Linked DNA regions of Homo sapiens: region 2 is linked to region 1. Evidence: chromatin contacts called from ENCODE Hi-C or POLR2A ChIA-PET data. All regions are on one chromosome and are shown on one strand. The core of a region is the stretch at or near the end of the contact, and the rest is flanking DNA. Distances in the headings are between cores, read along the strand shown. Region 1 holds the start of UQCC2 (ubiquinol-cytochrome c reductase complex assembly factor 2). Region 2 overlaps LOC105375026 (a long non-coding RNA gene).

The links. A loop is a pair of places that touch in the nucleus more often than their neighbours do. ChIA-PET counts read pairs that join two places held with the same protein, here RNA polymerase II (POLR2A). Pooled maps may share reads with other maps.
Region 2: a pooled map shows a loop between it and region 1 (2.4-fold over the local background). The contact joins the enhancer-like site here to the promoter of UQCC2 in region 1. A Hi-C loop is called at or near these places in 2 of 168 maps with a recorded cell type or tissue (both naive thymus-derived CD4-positive, alpha-beta T cell), 1 of 37 single-sample maps with no recorded cell type and 9 of 50 pooled maps. POLR2A ChIA-PET finds 5 or more read pairs at or near these places in 3 of 52 experiments (T-cell, activated CD4-positive, alpha-beta T cell and activated T-cell).

The regions. Positions count from the first base shown.
Region 1 is chr6:33,707,241-33,713,786 of GRCh38, forward strand. It overlaps UQCC2 (ubiquinol-cytochrome c reductase complex assembly factor 2), which reads right to left and starts at 4,460. Exons shown (of 4, transcript NM_032340.4): 1 at 4,309-4,460. The coding sequence starts at 4,446. It overlaps LOC124901304 (a long non-coding RNA gene), which reads right to left and starts at 4,209. Exons shown (of 3, transcript XR_007059548.1): 1 at 4,068-4,209; 2 at 3,455-3,611; 3 at 2,339-2,523. RefSeq lists enhancers at 3,056-3,953, 3,980-4,029.
Region 2 is chr6:33,913,317-33,919,576 of GRCh38, forward strand. It overlaps LOC105375026 (a long non-coding RNA gene), which reads left to right. Exons shown (of 3, transcript NR_187841.1): 2 at 772-895; 3 at 1,141-4,884. Among named protein-coding and RNA genes, the nearest start is that of MIR7159, 17 kb to the left of the region's middle. RefSeq lists enhancers at 1,325-1,394, 1,535-1,684. Within about 2 kb of position 1,560, at least 3 of the 41 ENCODE cell types and tissues checked have a DNase peak (open chromatin) inside an H3K27ac peak, as active enhancers do.

The sequences.
Region 1 (6,546 bases), core at 3,210-5,709:
CAGGTTTTCGATGGGCTCAATACATAATTAAAAATAGGATAATCTGTTCTTAGGACACTCTTCAAAAGCATAACTTCAGGGGGCCCACAAGTGGGGGTGAGCAACGTTGAGATGGCTTCACCGTGGCCAGCATATGCCAGGTGGCTTGGGAGCTAGCTCCCTGCCACACTGAGGAATGCCAAGGACCAGGCCTCAAATGGATGACTGAGAAAACAGAATCAAAAAAACCTTTGAATTCTCCTCTGAGAAGGTGGAAATACCATTTACCTTATTAGAAACCCAAGAAAAAGTTTAACTTCTTTCAAACTGGGCCAATATTATTATACTTAAACTTGCATACAATACAGTTAGAACTCCCTGGTGGGCGAAGAGCAGCAGCTCTTCTAGGACGCCCCTCGGAGTTGCACCTTGTGCTACATAAGTGGGTGCTGGTGTGCAGTCCGGGATCTTTTAGGAAGCACCTAATGAACTCATTAGAAAGATCTGCTCCTTTCTCTGTTGTTAGGTCAACAATTACATTTGTTGTGCCACCTTCCCCCACGTTGCAATTCTTTTATTAAGCTCTCAGCGCTGTAGGAAACACGTGTTCTTAGACAAACTGTATTCAAAATTGGCAAAGCCCATAAACACTGACTTTTTAAAACTACACAATAGGATATGGGGTGTAAGAGGAGTTACATGTGTTCCCGCTCCCACCACCACCTCCCCACTTGGTGGGTTTAGGGTGGACCACAAGACTCCCCAGAGGGCAATTTGAGGTGGAATAAATGGAGGCAGTGGTTTTTGTACTCTGGTTTTGTGTATGAATTATTGATTTGCCCTTTAGTTAACCCAGCTTTTCTCCGCCTGGTGTCCCACCCAGGACCATCTTTCTTCCCATCTGGACTGGTAGTGGCTGGGGCAAAGAATAGGTGGGTAAACACAGGGAGTTCCATTTGCTGCCCAAACTATCTATGGCCCAAAAAGGTTTGAACGGGCAACCAGGGGAAGGAAGTGGTTTGACGTTCATGGAATAAGAGGTTGTTCTAACAATAACTTGGAACAGCAGCTGAGGAAAGGCCAGGCACCCAGGAGACGATGCACACTAGGGCCAGAGGGGCTGGGTCTGTTTCTCACTTGGCTTGTCTCTTATGGCTACGGAACCCCCAGTGCGTTGTCTTGTTTTTCTGATGTTTCCTCATCTGTAAAATGGGAACAGTAATGGCTACCACTCAGCTGTACTAAGGATTAAATGAGATCACGCCGGCAAAGGTGCACTGTGCACCTTTCAGGGTGATCATTAGGACGAAGGAAGCCAAGAGGCTGAGAGGAGGACTGACTGCCTCTCTCCTCTACGGAAATGGAAAGACGGCATGAGCAGAGCTACTTTCCCCTCCAGTTCTGTCTTCTGGCAACCGGCTTAACCAAGGAGGAGCTCCATACTAGTCAGTCAACTGGATCTAAGCCCCACCTCCTGCTGCCAGTTTAATGAAGAGCCTACCAGAATCATCTTGCTTTCTCAAGGTCTTTATAAATGATCTGGGGGTGTCAGTAGGAGTGACTCACAATAGTGTTTTCAATTCCAGCAAGGAATTGCGCCCTTCAAAAATTACCACAAAGATTTACTAAGGCCAGGTGCATTCTCAGGTGACATTAGGATGAGGTACCGCAACAGTGGTCCTGAGTAATGCACCTGCTGCCATTGTGCACTGGTTCACTCTACCAGGAATGCATTCATCAGCTGCTACAGAATCACTAACACAGCCATGAGTTGCATCTGCAGCTGGGACTCAAACCTGTGTGGGCCTTTGACTGATCAGAAACGATTGCCCTAGGTGATGACAACTCCGAAAGAGAAAACTCTTTCCTCCTTTGCTGGCTCCTCTTACACTAACAATCAAGCAAGTGAATGTTACGCTCTCTCACCTCCCCAAGGATGGAGCCGCTGACTGCTCAACTGTAAGCTCCTCAGTGGTGAAGGCCAGGTTATGGCCTTCCTCCATAGATCCTGCAATTTCCCAAACATGGTAAGCTCTCAAATCAATTCTCACCACTCAGGACACACAAATATTCCTTTCTCACTCTTCACAACTTCTCTTCATCTAGTTCTGCTACATCTGAAACTATATTCAAATTATCTTTGTCTCATGAGCCACAACCAATTATTTACTTATCCATTCAGACATTTACTGAGTGTTTTTTTATGGGCCAAGAACTAGCTAGACACTCGTAGGGGAGAGAGGGAAAGATAAAAATGGCATCATCTCTATTTTCAGGAAGCTCATACTAAAAATATGCAGGGAGTACAGCTTTAGAAAGTTCACGGGTTTGTAGAATTGGGACTAGATAAGATTCTTGCCTTAAAGATCTTTACACTTTGGGCCAGTGAAGACCACCATGAATAATGTGAGGGCCCTGGGTATCGTATAACCTGGGCCAGACACTCCCCAGGCTGCCAGCCAATCAGCAGTACAGTCACAATGATGCCACTGGGCGTGCTCCTGCTCCTTTAGGTGGGCTGGCTTGGCTCTGTTTCGGGCTAAGCTGAAAAAAAAAAAACCCATGTTCCTTCTGTAACAAGTCTTGGCCAAGTTTCACAAGTCATTTCTTCAGACTGTGTGTATATGCATCTCATTATCTCATTTCATTTCTGGTCTCTTGCCCGAGCCCCAGGCTCAAATATAGCACTGCCTACTTGACATTGCCACTTGGAAATCAGTGTACTTGGCATCTCAGGTTTAACCTGCTTAACACCGAACTCGAGATATTCTTCCTACACTTCACCTATTCCTACCTCAGTAAATGGCACCATCTTAGACCTAGATGCCCAGGCCAAAAAATATCTAGGTGCTATCTTTGGTTCCTCTCTTTTCCTTTATCCCACATCCCATATATCAGCAAGTCCTGCTGACTCAACCTGCGCATAACCTGAATCCAACCACTTCCATCTTCTGTGCTGCCGTCCTCATCCAACCCCCCACCATCTGTCGCTTATAGTACCATAATCGGCTTCTCTCCAGCCTCTTTTTTTGTTATTGCCCCCTATAGCCCACTCACCACATACAACCAGAATAGTCTTTTAAAAAGTAAATTAGGGCACATCAGTCCCCTCACTAAACATCCCCAGTGACTTCTCACTGGCCTTATAATGAGGTCTAAAGCTAATCAGAACAGATAATATCCTACTGTGCCTGGCTCCGGACCTTCACCTTAGCAAACTCCACCTTACTTACTACCCTGCAGCCATTCTGGCTTTCTTTCTGTCCTCAAACATGTCAATCTGCCTCCTGCCTCTGGACATGTGCAGTGTCTGGAATGTCCTTCCCGCCAAGTGTACATGGCTGGCTCATCCTCTTGCCTTAGGTCTCACCTATGTGTCATCTCCTCAGAAAGGCCCCACTAATAACATTACCCTTTTATCACGCTACCCTATTTTCTATCGATCACAGTACTTATCTGTCTTACGTACACTTACCTGCTTATTGTGTCCTGAACTACAATGTAAAACTTCATGCGGGCAGGACTTCACCTGTTTAACACTGCTGTTTCCCTAGCACCGTTCCAGGCATATGGTAGGTGCTCAATAAATACGAGCTATATGAATGAATGAATCCCAGAGCTGCAGCGCCAACCTGGAGGAAAGCAAGAACATAGGCCTACTACTCACACACAGCTGCGTGAGCTGAGGACCCAAACCTGCTGCACAGGCTTACAGGGGCTCAGGAAGAACGCAAACGCTTAGCGGGGACCTGCAGAGTTAACTGGGGATTAGCTCAGTCAATACACAACACTGCGAAATAATGAGGTAATGCTACCGTGACAAGGAAGCAAAAAGCTGAGGCTGTCACCAGCTGCCACTGGTGGTGTGGGTCTCAACTCTCTCTGCACCTTGAATCACCTGGAGAGCTTTTAAAACTCTGAGGTCAAGACCCCACCCCTAGAGATTCTGCATTTGAAGTTTTTGTTTGTTTTTTGATTTGTAGAGACGGAGTCCCACTATGTTGCCCAGGAGGTCATCCTGGGCTCAAGCGATCCTCCCGCCTCGGCCTCTCAAAGAGTGCTGGAATTATAGGTGTGAACCGCCGCACCCGGCCCATCTGGAGTTTAAAAAAAGCTTCTTCGGCAATTCCAAGGTGCAGCCGGGGGAGAGCGCTGAATACAACGGGCGTCGCTATCAGTAGCTCCCTGGGGGAAAAAGGGGGTCCGCGCTCACGTGCTGCCTGGAAAGAGGGCGCGCGCATGCGCAGATCCCCCTGCTAGCGCGCTCGTTGGCCCCGCCCCTGCCTCGTCCTTTCCTCCCCTCGTCCCAGCCGCCTCCCCGCCGGTCACCTGGGTATTCTCTCCCTCCCGAAAGGCCTGTGCTACCCGCTGTCGCAGGTAAGCGCCCAAGTCCCGGCCCCGTTTGGTCTCGTCCACTGGCCATTCCTCACAGAGCTTAAGAAAACGCCGGTACCGGCTGGCCGCCATCTTGGGCCCCGCGTGTTCCCGCCTTAGCGGGAGGAGTCGGCGCCGACGAATGGCGCTTGCGCACTAAGCCTCGCCGCCTGCCTTAGGAGTGGAGCGGGAGGCCGGAGTGGGCATGCGCGACTTTGTAGGCGCACCGCTACTCTCCGTGTAGGGGCGCTGCTCGCCTTTCTCTGCAAGCCGAGCTAATTCAGTCTTCGTCCTCCTGGAACCGGCCCAGCTCCCAGGGGCAAGGCGGACGTGGAGTACCCCAGAGACAGCTTTGCGTCTCTTTTTCAATGACTGCACAAGCTTGAGACTAAAAAACCCTCCCCCGAGGCCTCCGCTGTTTTGCATAAACCAATATATTTGCATGTAAATACAGGTTACTGGATGAAAATATGTTTGAACGTTGTTCGTGGGTGCCCCCGTACCTGTCACTATCCCTTGGTACTCGGCCTCAATTCCTTCTTTAGTGCTTCCTAGTTCTTGTTCTTCTCTGCCCAGTCCCTGTTAGTATCCCTTCTGTTCCCCCCTTCCTACCCCTCATAAGCCAGACATTTTTCTCTGGGAGGCGCAGGTTTTCTAGCATGAGCAATGCCAACTGTGTTGATTCAGACTAGAAAAACTTTTTTTTTCTTTACAATTTATTATTTTGTATTGTGGTAAAATACACATAACAAAATTTACTATCTTAACCATTTTTTTTAGACAAGGTCTTGCTATGTGGCCCATGCTGGTCTCAAACTCCTGGGCTCAAGTGATCCTCCCACCTTGGCCTCCCAAAGTGCTGGGATTACAGGTGTGAGCCACCACACCTGGCCTTAACCTTTTATTTATTTATTTATTTATTTTGAGATGGAGTCTTGCTCTGTGGCTCTGTCGCCCAGGCTGGTGTTCAGTGAATGGCGCAACCTCCGCCTCCCGGGTTCAAGTGATTCTCCTGCCTCAGCCTCCCAAGTAGCTGGGACTACAGGCGCCCGCCATCATGCCTGGCTATGTTTTGTATTTTTAGTAGGGACAGGGTTTTACCATGTTGGCCAGGCTGATCTCGAACTCCTGACCTCAGGCGATCCACCTGCCTCGGCCTCCCAAAATGCTGGGATTACAGGCGTGAGCCACGGTGCCCAGCCAGCCATTTTTAAGTGTACAGTTCATGGGTATGAAATAGCACTGAATAATGTTGTGCAGCCATCGCACCATCTCCGTAACTCTTGTAAAACTGAAACTCCATACTCATTAAACAATAAATCCCCATTTCCCCCTCTCCCCCCAGCCCCTGGCAACGACCATTCTATTTTGTCTGTATGATTTTGACTACTCTAGGTACCTCATGTAAGTGGAATCCTGCAGTATTTTTGCAACTGGCTTATTTTGCTTAGCATAATATTTTCACTTCAAGGTTCATTCATTTTGTAGCATATGTCAGAATTTCCTTCCTTTTTAAGGCTGAGTAATATTCCGTTGCATGTATATACCACATTTTGTTTACACATCCATTGATAGACACTTAGGTTGCCTCCATGTTTTAGCTCTTGTGAATAATGCTGCTATGAACATGGATGTACAGACATCTCAAGACCTTGCTTTCAATTCTTTTGGTATATACCCAGAAGCGGAATTGCTGGATCATATGGTAATTCTATTTTAAGTTTTTTGAGGAACTGCCATACTGTCTTCCACAGCAGCTGCACCATTTTGCACTCCCACCACCGGTGCACAAGGGTTCCAATTTCTCCACATCCTTACCAACATTTGTTATTTTCTGGTTTTTTGATAGTAACCATCATAATGGGTGAGGGCTGTATCTCAATGTAGCTTTGACTTGCATTTGTCTAATGATTAGTGATATTGAGTATCTTTTTATGTGCTTATCAGCCATTTGTATATCTTCAGAGAAATATCTATTCAAGTCCTTTACCTGTTTTTAATCGGGTTTTTTTTTTGTTGTTGTTGTTATTGAGTTTTAGGAGTTCTCTGTATATTCCAGATATTACTCCCTTCACAGCTATGTGATTTCAGAATATTTTCTCCCATTAAAATGTGTTTGTTTTATCAAGTCTTCTCTTATATGTCTCTAGCTACATCACCATGTGGACTAATTTTTGTTCTCAAAAGACTGTC
Region 2 (6,260 bases), core at 310-2,809, 200 kb after region 1:
GAGTGGGAAGTGTGGTGCTGTGCACAGTGAACCTATGGGGTTTACTAGACAGTGGCCTGTCTAGCAATGGGCAGCAGGGAGAGAGCAGGGTTTCCAGACAGGCCTTTAGTTAGGTGCCCAGGCACAGGCAGGGCTGTCACACCTGTCTGCCCCGGCCCCCGAGCATTTTGGGGATTTTGGATGGTGGCTCACCCTGACCTCTTTCCAGCTTTAGCACGAGAGTCCCAGCCCCATTTTCTTTCCTAGCTAACTGTACCATCACTGCCACATCAGGGCCCCCAATACAATAAGGAGTTAAAGGAAAAGAGGCTACCTTGAGATCCCCCTCTACCCGCCAGCCCACAGGGTTCCCCCACCTCAGAGTTCAGGAAGTATTGGTAAATGGAGGCAGGAGTGGGGCAGGGATCCTCGGGGGAAGATCTTAAGAACTTCACCATGGAATTAGCTGATGACACTGGTGTCTTTCTTCTAAGGGGTGCCTATCCTTTTTCTATGCTTGCTAGGGAGCTTGAATCTTTTCTTTTTAAGAGAGAAAATTTCTGGGCTTGGGAAAGAGGAGCCTCAAGCTGACACTGGTCTGAGTGGGAAAATTTGGGGCTGAAGTCCTTCCCTTGAAAATGTGTCTGCTGGGCAATGCTGAGCAAAATTCCACAAAGGAGAGAAAGGGTGGAGGAGGGCAGATTGCCCTTCACCTACCTCTGCGTCTTCTTTGCCTGCCCAGCCTTAGCTGGGCCCCACACCACTAATGGAATTTCCATCCTCATCCCATAGCATCCCCAAAGAACATTCAAGTCTGAGCCTCAAGGAGCCTCTGCGACTCGGTGTCTAGATCCAGGAAATGGAGAATGAGCCGTGACTTTGGATGCTTCACTCTTGTCCATCAGGCTCGGAATTGGTGAGCATCTCCCACATTACCGTCTCCAACGGAACAAGGTGCCCCATTGGACATTTCCTCTGCATGGACCAGCCATTCTCCAAATCTGCCCCCATGTCACCCCAGCTCCCCATCGCAGTCACTTCTCACTCCTTGTCCCCTGTCCCCCTGAGTGACAGGACTTTTGCCAGTTAGGTCCTGTCCCTGTTTCTGATCTTGGGTCCATTCCCCATGGTCCCTTTCTTGCTTGTGCCTTGGGATCTCAGGCCTGTTGAAGTAGGAGGCAGGACTCAACTTCAGACCAGATTGAAGACTGGCTGACACAGAAGAGGCACCAAAAGCACCTCTCTCTCCATAAGACATGCCCACCAGTGCCATGACAGTTTACCATTGCTATGGCAATGCCCAGAAGTTCTCACCCCTTTTCCAGACATTTCTGCATAATCTACCCCTCAATTGGCATGTGATCAAAAGTGGGTGTCAAAATGACTGTGGAACTGTCCCTGAGCTGCTACTCTTGACATGCTGGTTACAGGGTAGCCCGGCTCTGCAGGGACAGTCACGGAGCTGAAAAACTGCTGCCTAATGAAGCTGTTTTCTTCTACCACCGGCTCACCCTCAAATTATTTCCTGAGCGAACTCAAGAACCTTCCTGGGCTAAGCCCCAATTTTGGGGCTCGCCTGCCCCTGCATCACAGCTTCCTCTTCTGTTCACAGCTGCAACCGCCTACTCAACCTTCTGCGGTTCCTCTCCCTGCCCCTCCACAGTGGCTGCTGATGGGAGCTCTGGCTCCCTGCGTTTTCACTATCTCCCAGTCAAATGCAGAGTCCCTGTGCAATTTAAATGCTTCTCAGCTAAGAACAGAGAAGGGGATAGCATAAGGATATTCAAAAGATTCAAGAAATCTCAAAAGTGATCACAAAACATTTGTCTCTGACCAACCAGAAACATCGACGGGTGAGAAGGGCATTTCCTCTAGCTGAATTCTTCATGGGTCTTCAGGCTCTGTTTTCACTTTGGATTTTCTGGAGTCTCCTGAAGGTTACCTGAAATCTTGTTGGTCCTGAATATTGTATGTGGAGTCCCAAGCTGCAAGAAGTCAGTGGGGCTGGACGGGAGCCAAAATCAGAGACTCAAGCAGCACAGCTGGGCCCCATTGAAAGTGAGACCAGCTGTCCCAGTTGGAAGCTGGGGTATAGAGCTGGGGATGGGTGGAGGCAGTGACAGGCTCCATGTATTGGTCATTCAGACTCCCCAGTAGCCTCAGGACCCAACTCCCACAGGTCAGAGAAGACCTGGTGGAGGGCCTTATGCAAACCTCAGTGGGTGATGCAGGAGGGAGTTTTCTGAGCAGGAATGCCAACAAAAAAGGCCTTCAAAGGAAGGCCCTGCTTGGGACAATCCTGCCTCTTTATGGTCTGGTTCACAGGTTCCCCTGGGTGGGGTAATGGAATCCAAGCTAAGGTGTCTGACTTCAAAAGTTTTCAGAAATGCCACTTTTGTAAGCATCAGGGATTGGGTTTTCTGAGATGCAAAACATCTTTGTTAAGGGGTTAAAGCATCCTTAAGCTGTTTAGGTTTCTGGGGATACATAGACTTAGGAAGTTAGAGCAGGTGAAGTTGAGGGGGATGGGAACTAAGAATTAGCTCAAAATAGTCACCAATGCAGAAACCCAGGCACTTGGGACCCTGACAGTGGGGAAGGCAGAGGAGTAACTGTGGGGACTTGGGCACCCTATTAGCAGAATGGGGTAACAGAGAAGGCAAGAATTGCTTCCCAGGAGACTGGGCTGGGAACAGGAAGGGGACTAAAATGCTGTCCCTGGCTGAAGAGTGTGGAGGTATAGAGGAGCTGGTAGCAGGGCTCTGAATCCATACACGAGAGCAAGGACCAGTGGTTTCAGGGTGGGATAGGGCTTTGATGTCTTCATGGACTTAGGGTAATATTCACCACCATGGTGAATTCCACAAAGGAGAATTCACACAAAGGTCTCGGACCAGCCAGTTTCCATGTGAAAAAGCCATCTGGGAGCAAGGGAACAAACCCAGGAATACAACTGTATTGGGGGAAATTCAGCCAGACATAGGGCAAAATTCACCCCCAATATTTCATGTAGGTTCTTTTCTATTTTCCGTAAGTGTCGGCCGGTCTGAGAAATAAAGGGACAGAGCTCAAAAGAGAGAAATTTTAAAGCTGGGTGTCTGGGGGAGACATCACATGTCGGCAGGTTCCGTGATGCCCCCCGAGCCGTAAAACCAGCAAGTTTTTATTCGTGATTTTCAAAAGGGGAGGGGGAGTGTATGAATAGGGTGTGGGTCACAGAGATCACATGCTTCACAAGATAATAAGATATCACAAGGCAAATGGAGGCAGGGCGAGATCACAGGACCACAGGACCGGGGCAAAATTAAAATTGCTAATGAAGTTTCGGGCATGCATTTTCATTGATAACATCTTATCAGGAGACAGGGTCTGAGAGCAGACAACCGGTCTGACCAAAATTTATTAGGCGGGAATTTCCTCGTCCTAATAAGCCTGGGAGCGCTATGGGAGACTGGGGCTTATTTCATCCCTACAGCTTTGACCATAAAAGACGGCCGCCCCCCGAAGCGGCCATTTCGGAGGCCTACCCTCAGGGACACATTCTCTTTCTCAGGGATGTTCCTTGCTGAGAAAAAAAATTTAGCGATATTTCTCCCATTTGTTTTTGAAAGAAGAAAAATATGGCTCTGTTCTGCCTGGCTCACCGGCAGTCAGAGTTTAAGGTTATCTCTCTTGCTCCCTGAACATTGCTGTTATCCTGTTCTTTTTTCAAGGTGCCCAGATTTCATATTGTTCAAACACACATGCTCTACAAACAATTTGTGCAGTTAACGCAATCATCACAGGGTCCTGAGGCGACATACATCCTCCTCATTTTACAAAGATGATGGGATTAAGAGATTAAAGACAGGCATAGGAAATCACAAGGGTATTGATTGGGGAAGTGATAAGTGTCCATGAAATCTTCACAATTTATGTTCAGAGATTGCAGTAAAGACAGGCGTAAGAAATTATAAAAGTATTAATTTGGGGAACTAATAAATGTCCATGAAATCTTCACAATCCACAATTATTCTGCCATGGCTTCAGCCGGTCCCTCCATTTGGGGTTCCTGACTTCCCGCAACACAAGTGGAGAGAGAGGTGGCCTGACATTATGGCTAAGTTGATATGGAAGCATTCTGGTTTGTTCTAGAAAAAATGAAAGAGGTGGTGCAGGTAATCATCAGCTCCTGGTTCTGTAGCAAGGCTTTTGCTGCAATCCCAGGAGGTAGCAACCTAGGCTTTGGTTCTGAAAGAAGAGGGTCTACCTTCCTGAATCATTTTTAGGAGTCTGCTGATGGCCAGGCTTGGTGAGTTGGACTCTGTAAGGAATTTTTATTTAAGTGAGGTCTGGGTAGGAAAAGAGAAGGGAAAAACTTGACCCTGCCTGCACCAAAGGATTCTGGGAAGGAGAATAAAGAGAAAAACCCTTCTTCATGTTTCTGCTTCAGAGCAGGAGAACCATCACAAGCTAAGTAAAGTCAATGAAGGGCGAGTGGCCCTATGGCCACCTGGGCACACACCTGCCCCTTGGCCACCTTGCATAGGCAGGCTGAGGAGGTCACTAAGGCTTGGTTTTCCTGACCTGCCCTGATTCCACATGCTGTAAGGAGGACCCAGAAGGCTGTGTGGCTACAGAGGTGCCCAGCATGGTGGGGGTCACTTCAGTGTGGACACTAGACTGGACCGCGTGGAACTACAACCAGCTCAGAGCGCCAGCCAGAGTGCTGTTCTGGCCAGAAGGAGGAGCCAAGACCCACACCCAGGAGGACAATGAGCCCCTCTCTGCAGACAGGAGCCAGCCACACCTGGGGTCTGGGGAGACTCTTCCTGATTCCAAATGGGACTGAACTTTAAACCAGACTGGGCATTTGAGCAATTTTTTAAAAGCTGTCAACCAAATAAAGGAATGCCATTTTCTTTACCCAGTCATTGTGTTGGTTAAAGGTTGCAGACCTGGCTGCCTAGTGCCCACCATCATTATCAGGGTATGTAGCTCTTCAAGCTCCAAGAGGCTTCCTTAGCTGCCAGCATCCCCTGGTCTTTTCCAAGGTGTTGACAGGGTCTTTAGTGTTGAGAAACAGGGAGCAAAGTGCTGACATTGAAAAACGGGGCCCAGCCCCGGCCAGGCCTTGGGCTGTAAGTCCCGTGTCCTGCCAGACGGTCTAGGACCCAACAGTCTGGTGGATCAGCCAAATGTGCACCTCTGGGCTTGGACTTCAGAGGCTGAGCCTGGCTTACGACCACCAGCTCACACCCCCCAGCTCACGGCCCCCAACTCGGGGTCCAGATGACCTCAGGAGGCTGGGTCAGGGGACTGCCTCCTCAGGGTCAGGGGACAAGCCTTGTGGTCAGTGGGTTTCCATGGCAGCCCACAACCAAGGGGAGTAGGGCCAGACAAGAGTCAGCGATCACACACTAACCCCTCCTCCAGGGCTGGGGAGAACTAAGGGAGCCTCAACCCAGACTGAAGGTTACACCATAAAATAACAGACACTCAAAGAGCCTGGGGATCTCCTGACTGTGCTCCCAGCCTAGGACTGTGCCTGGAGTGGGGTCTCCAGAGCAGGGATGATGGCACAGGTTGGGGGGGTGGGCGGTGGGGAGGAGATGCCTCATGTCCACAGTGAGGAGCCACGACATCCCAGGAGAGTGGAAAATCTCCCCCGGGACTTGCTCCATGGGCCAGGCACAGCAGCCATGCCCACTGCTATGTGGAGGTAGGCAGTCCAGGGCTGGGGCCCAGGCCATCGGGACCCCATCCATCTTTCTGCTATCCTTAGTGTGTCACCTCCATCTTCGTGGTCACAAGTGCTGATGTTCCTCAAGGCCCCATGCCCAGAGGAAAGAGATAGAGGCCAACAGGCAGGCTGGGCCTGTTTAGGCCTCACACCTTCTGCTCACATCTCCTCCAGCAGTGCCACCTTGGACATTCCCTGAGCGCAGTCACTACTGATGGCCAGGGAGGAGGGGTCCTGGGCACAGCATCCTGACCATGTCTTGACGTAGCTGCCTCTGCCATCAGCTTTTCCCCAGGCCTCCTTGTCCCCTCCTCCCTCCCTGGAAAGGCCCCTCATGTTGAGAGCAGAGTCGTGGCTTCACCAACCTTCCTGCCGATTGGGCTGTTACTGCAGAGTCGGTGGAAGGTAAGAAGGACGGTCCCTGCCATTACAAGAGGGCCCTGCAGTGCAGTGTTTCAGGATGGGGCCACACAGCGCATTGGAAAGCACAAAGGAGAGGAGCAAATCCCAGCCTAGAGGGGGCAACAGGCAGAGGGAGCTTCCAGGAGGTAGAGATGTC